Linked DNA regions of Homo sapiens: region 2 is linked to region 1. A link is a contact called in ENCODE Hi-C or POLR2A ChIA-PET data. All regions are on one chromosome and are shown on one strand. Each heading gives the region's core, a stretch centred on a gene start or an enhancer-like site at or near the end of the contact. The rest is flanking DNA. Distances are from core to core; before and after follow the strand shown.

Region 1 (2,525 bases), core at 8-2,507:
CCCAAACGTGCCTTATAGAAAAGGTTCTTCAGACTGGTGTCCATCAGGGACCAAGCTTTGCATTTGGTTGTTGCCCATGACCATCGGAGGAGCCCAGCAGTCAGGGTCAGTGACTCCTCTAGTCCTGTGGGGTGAAGATGTTTGGATGTGGCTGCAGGACTAAAAGGATAATTATTCATTACTGAGAACAAGCACAAGCACATAATCATAACATTCAGGAATCCATCCCTGGTAATTTATGGCCCCAGTAGTTGAGCACTTATGTCTCTAAGTGCTTTACATCATTTATTAGATACACCCGGGAGCCCCAGCAAGAGCAAGTCAGCATGACCAGGGTTACATGCGGCAGAGCAAGAGACACGGAGTGGCCCATGCAAGGTCACCAAGCTTGTCTGGGCCTGAGTGTGGGCAGTGGCCTCTATACCCAAGGCCTGGCCCCAAGAAGCCAAAGCCCAGCCTGAGAGGGGCTTGGGCACCACCAGGCCCTGGCCAAGCATTTCCAGGCCTAGGATTAGATTTGACCTCCTTCCCTGTAGGGGAAGAAGGATATCAGCTGAAGAAGCCTGGGGACAAATATAGTTTCTCATCAGGTCATGGGCAGGACACCAAAAATCCTAAGTCAGGTCACATTTTAAATGCACGAAGGAAGTTATGCTCAAAGTCCAGCTGAATCCTTCCCCAAGGTAAAAGATCCTTTTGTTATGTGAATAATTTATCTCTAAAGTATCAGATTTCTGTGAACTGGGTTTTCTGAAACTGAGCAAAAAAACACAGGAGTTAAAAGCATGGACCTTGGAATCGAACCCCCTGGATTCCAGACTCTGCCTTCCCACAGGTGACTCACGTGCTTAATCCTCAGTTTCCCCCTCTATAAAATGGGGATTATATAACTCTACCTTATAGAGAGATTATGAGGGCCATATAAGATAATGCTTACCTTAGTGGCTGGCATATAACCAACAATGTTGGCTAGCTGTTATCATTACCAATTGTTAATTTATTAACCAGACAACCGGCCAAAATTGTACAGGAGTTAGCTCAGGTCCAAGGACTCCTAGAGGTCACTCAGGCTATACTAAAACCTGGAAGAAGTCCTCCTGGCACGATGGCCACAAGCTTGGGTTCCTGGTGGGATGGGGATGTCAGAACAGGAGAGGGGAGCTTAGGCTTGGGAGGGTGTCTGGGGCTGGTCTAGGCATCATCCATCACCAAGAAGAATCCCAAACGTAGATCTTATCCAAAGTTCAGCCAGGATGGAGACTTTGTCATGCTATTTAATCTCCTTGTAGTGTTAGTTTCCTTGTCTGTCAGATGAGGATAGTAATGTCCACCTCCCAGCGTGGTGACGACAGAATGGAATTTAGTGTAGAAGTTCTTTGCCCAGGGATTGGCATTAAGTACTCTGAGGTAGCTGCTCTAGGTGCTGACCTGAATCTTAACTCTCCCTGAGGGGTTAAGAGATGGTGGCTGCCACCAGGAGCAGTGACGCTGTAGTGTCCTGACATCCTTCACCAGGTCCAGGGCCCGTCTGGCCATTCCCATCTCCACATTCCAGGTCAGGAGTGGCGAATTCTTGTTGGAGAGTCCTCCTGCTGGGGTGAGTGGACTCCTGGCTCCAGGCGCTCCCTGCTGCAGAGTTCCCTCTCTCTGGAGCAGTTCAGTATGTTCCTGCTTGGAATTCACAGCGGGCTGCCTCTGCTCCCCCACCGCATTATTTTTCGAAGCAATGATCCAATGAAGCAATTACTATTCCAATCGGGATGGAGATCTCTGCAACCCACAGCCAAGCATGGCCTCTGTGGCGTCTGTTACTCTCCTTATCTCTCCCCGGGCCTCCAAAGACCATCTCCATTTTCATGCCCATGGACGATTTATAACAGCTGCAACAGCAAGGCCAGGATCCCCTCTGAGCAGAAACTTTTCTTAAGAAAAGGGGTTCCGCATTACCCCACGCATCTTTGTGAAGAAGCCTTTGATTCCACCTGTCCTGTTTGGATTCTGAGTGTTTTTTCTTCTTTGGAAAGTAAACTTAATTACAATTACGTTTTGGCTGGGCCTGGTGGCTCACGCCTGTAATCCCAGCACTTTGGGAGGCCGAGGCAGGCAGATCACAAGGTCAGGAGATCGAGACCATCCTGGCTAACATGGTGAAACCCCGTCTCTACTAAAAATACAAAAAATTAGCCGGGCATGGTGGTGGGCACCTGTAGTCCCAGCTACTCGGGAGGCTGAGGCAGGAGAATGGTGTGAACCTGGGAGGCAGAGCTTACAGTGAGCCAAGTTTGCGCCACTGCATTCCAGCCTGGGCAACAGAGCAGGACTCCTTCTCAAAAAAAAATTTTTCATTTTTCATTTTTTGAGACAAGGTTTTTCTATGTTGCCCAGGCTGGAGTACAGTGGCACCACCATGGCTTACTGCACCCTCGACCTCCTGGGCTTAAGCGACCCTCCCACGTCAGCCACCTGAGTAGCTGGGATGACAGGCACATGCCACCATACTCGCTTAATTTTTAAAAACTTTTTGT
Region 2 (2,525 bases), core at 17-2,516, 1.1 Mb before region 1:
CCAGATGCGTTTCTTTTGTGAGGCCGAGGGAGAACTCGGTGTGTCACCGGGGAAGGAGGGAGAGGCGCGGCGAGGCCGCGGGGGGCGGGGAGGCGGCGGGAAGGTGGCTGCGGAGGGGGAGGGCGCGGGCGAGGCAGGGAGGGAGGGAGGGCGGCAGTGAGGGCGCGGCGGCGCGGGCGGCTTGGGGCTGGATTCCGCCCGCGCTCCCTCGCTCGCTCGCTCCCTCCCCAGCCCCCTCCCACCCAGGCCCACCCCACCCAGCACCCCTGGCGCAGGGACTGCTGGAACCTGGCTGTGCGCGCTGTCGCTTTAAGACAGACTCTGCCGGCGCCGTCCGGAGCCTTAGAAACCGGCCCCGGATCGCGAGCCGGAGCCGGAGCCGGAGCCGGGGCCGGCCGGGCTGCTGAGGCCCGAGCGGCAGGAGCGCAGCGCGGAGCGCTGAGCCAGGCGCCCAGTCGCGAGAAGCTGCCGCCGCCTCTGCCCGCCCGGCGCCGCAGCCCCGGGCGGTCCATGGGGCGGGCACGGCGTCGCTGCAGGCGCCGGCAGCCCTGGAGGGCAGCCGCTTAGGCGCTGCGCTCTTGTCCCCGCAGGTCGCAGCCAGGGCGGCGGGGCGCGCCCAGCCCCGGCCCCTGGAGCGCCCGCCGCGGTCCCCACCTCCATGGACGCCTTCAAGGGGGGCATGAGCCTGGAGCGGCTGCCGGAGGGGCTCCGGCCGCCGCCGCCGCCACCCCATGACATGGGGCCCGCCTTCCACCTGGCCCGGCCCGCCGACCCCCGCGAGCCGCTCGAGAACTCCGCCAGCGAGTCGTCTGACACGGAGCTGCCAGGTAAGCGCCGTTCCCCGCGCGGCGCGCACAGAGCCTACCCGGGCGCGGAGCACGGGGAGCTGGGAGCAGGGCCTGACGCCCGCGCCGCGCAACCAAGCTCCCTCTCCGCCCCAGAAGCGTCAGGAGCTTTCTTTTTCCCGTTCTCGACCTGACGGTGAACGCGGAAACTTACGCACACGCGAAGGCACTTCCACGCGGTCCCCACGCGCCAAGAGACTGGCAGATGCACGAGCCTACAGCTGGAGGGTTGGACTGACAGCCCCTCTTGATCAGGAGTAAATAGAACGGGAAAGAATTTGATTTGCGCAACTGGGCGCTAAGGAGCGGCTCGGACGAAGGGAGAGGAGGAGACCGAGAAAGGAAGAGGGGTGACGGGCGAGAGAACGCACTCAGAGAGACAGAGAGGGAGGTTAACACCGTGACAGTAGGCGACAGAATGAAAGAGACCAAAGAGAAGGGGCGGGCGGGAAGGGTAAACGGGGGGAGAGGGGTCATCAAGTAGAAGGGAGACACAGAGGACGGTGAGGGCGAGCGGGCCAACAGGCGCGGCCGGACTCCCAGCAAGGCCAGCCGGAACGCCGATCAAGGGATCCGGCCCACGTGCGCGGCCGAAGCCCGGAGCAGCCCGGCTCTGGCCCCCGCCCCGGCTCCTGCGCGTCTCCCTCCGCGCTGCCTTTTTTTGTCCGAGCTGGAGCTTTTTTCCAGCAGCGAACTGGGCCCGCGGGTGGCCGGCGCGGGCAGTGGGGCAGCGAATCCGCTGCCCAGCGCAGCCGGCCGGGTTCCGGAGGGGCTCCGAGCTCCCCGGTGTGGGCGCCTCTTCTGCGTTCATTTCTTAATACACAGCTGAATGTTTCTCTCCACTTTCTTAGTATCTGTTTCTCTTTTGCATCCCTAAGTGATTTTTCTGAGAGGTTGTTTGCTTGGTTAAAACATAATCAACGCTGAACTCTACTTTTGTTTTCAAAAGTTTTAAGCGCGGTCTTTGGTTGGTTTTATTTTTAAAACCTAGAGAGATATATAATCGTATATTGATTTTTTTGAACCAAATCTATGAGGATGAATTAATTTTAACTGTATCTTTCGATTCTGAAAGAATTAACGTACGAAGTGTAGGTCTGGAATTTAAAATATCTACATGCAACATTATTCTTCCGGAGATTTTAAAAAGTCAATCCAAAATGGCGCGTTTCTCCGGAATTTTCTCAAAATCCATTTACAGTGGTGTTATTTGGGGAATTTAAATTATCTAACTATAATGTGTTTCTCTGGGATTTAAAAATTATCTCTACAAGGGCCTTATTGGGAAGGAGTTAAAAATCTATCTACAACGGTACATTATTTTTTTAAATCCCAGAGAAATAAATGCTTCTGTCAACCTGGAGTTTATACACTTACAGCTCTGTATTTAGTTAGGGGTGTGTTTGTACGGAGCTTTCTGGCTTCTTAATTTACATTTGCTCTGTGTTTCTTCCTGTCTGATTTTGAGAATTTGTGGCCCTTTCAGTGTCTTTAGGCATAGAGCTGTGAGCTTTTCTGGGCTTCTGTGTTTTGTTTTTAAACTCTTTTTCTTTATGTATTAATGTTTCTATGACTGCGTGTGTTTTGTGTAGCTTCAAAGAGAGACAGACTAAAGCCCGAGGTCACCTAGACAGAGTCTGTCTGTCTGGGCTGCAGTTGGTGGGGTTTTCTAGGCTTTGG

The links. Hi-C counts contacts between places; a loop is a spot of excess contacts on that map. ChIA-PET counts read pairs that join two places held with the same protein, here RNA polymerase II (POLR2A).
Region 2: a loop to region 1 is called in a map of OCI-LY7, with 13 times the contacts of the local background. The contact joins the promoter of PITX1-AS1 here to the promoter of WSPAR in region 1. A Hi-C loop is called at or near these places in 1 of 168 maps with a recorded cell type or tissue (OCI-LY7). POLR2A ChIA-PET finds 5 or more read pairs at or near these places in 1 of 52 experiments (A673).

Annotation. Positions count from the first base shown.
Region 1 is chr5:133,912,409-133,914,933 of GRCh38, reverse strand. It overlaps WSPAR (Wnt signaling pathway activating non-coding RNA), which reads right to left and starts at 1,257. Exons shown (of 3, transcript NR_131252.1): 1 at 938-1,257; 2 at 12-159.
Region 2 is chr5:135,032,015-135,034,539 of GRCh38, reverse strand. PITX1-AS1 (PITX1 antisense RNA 1) reads right to left here and starts at 1,266. Exons shown (of 6, transcript NR_161235.1): 1 at 1,000-1,266. It overlaps PITX1 (paired like homeodomain 1), which reads left to right and starts at 312. Exons shown (of 3, transcript NM_002653.5): 1 at 312-827. The coding sequence starts at 659. RefSeq lists an enhancer at 796-1,428.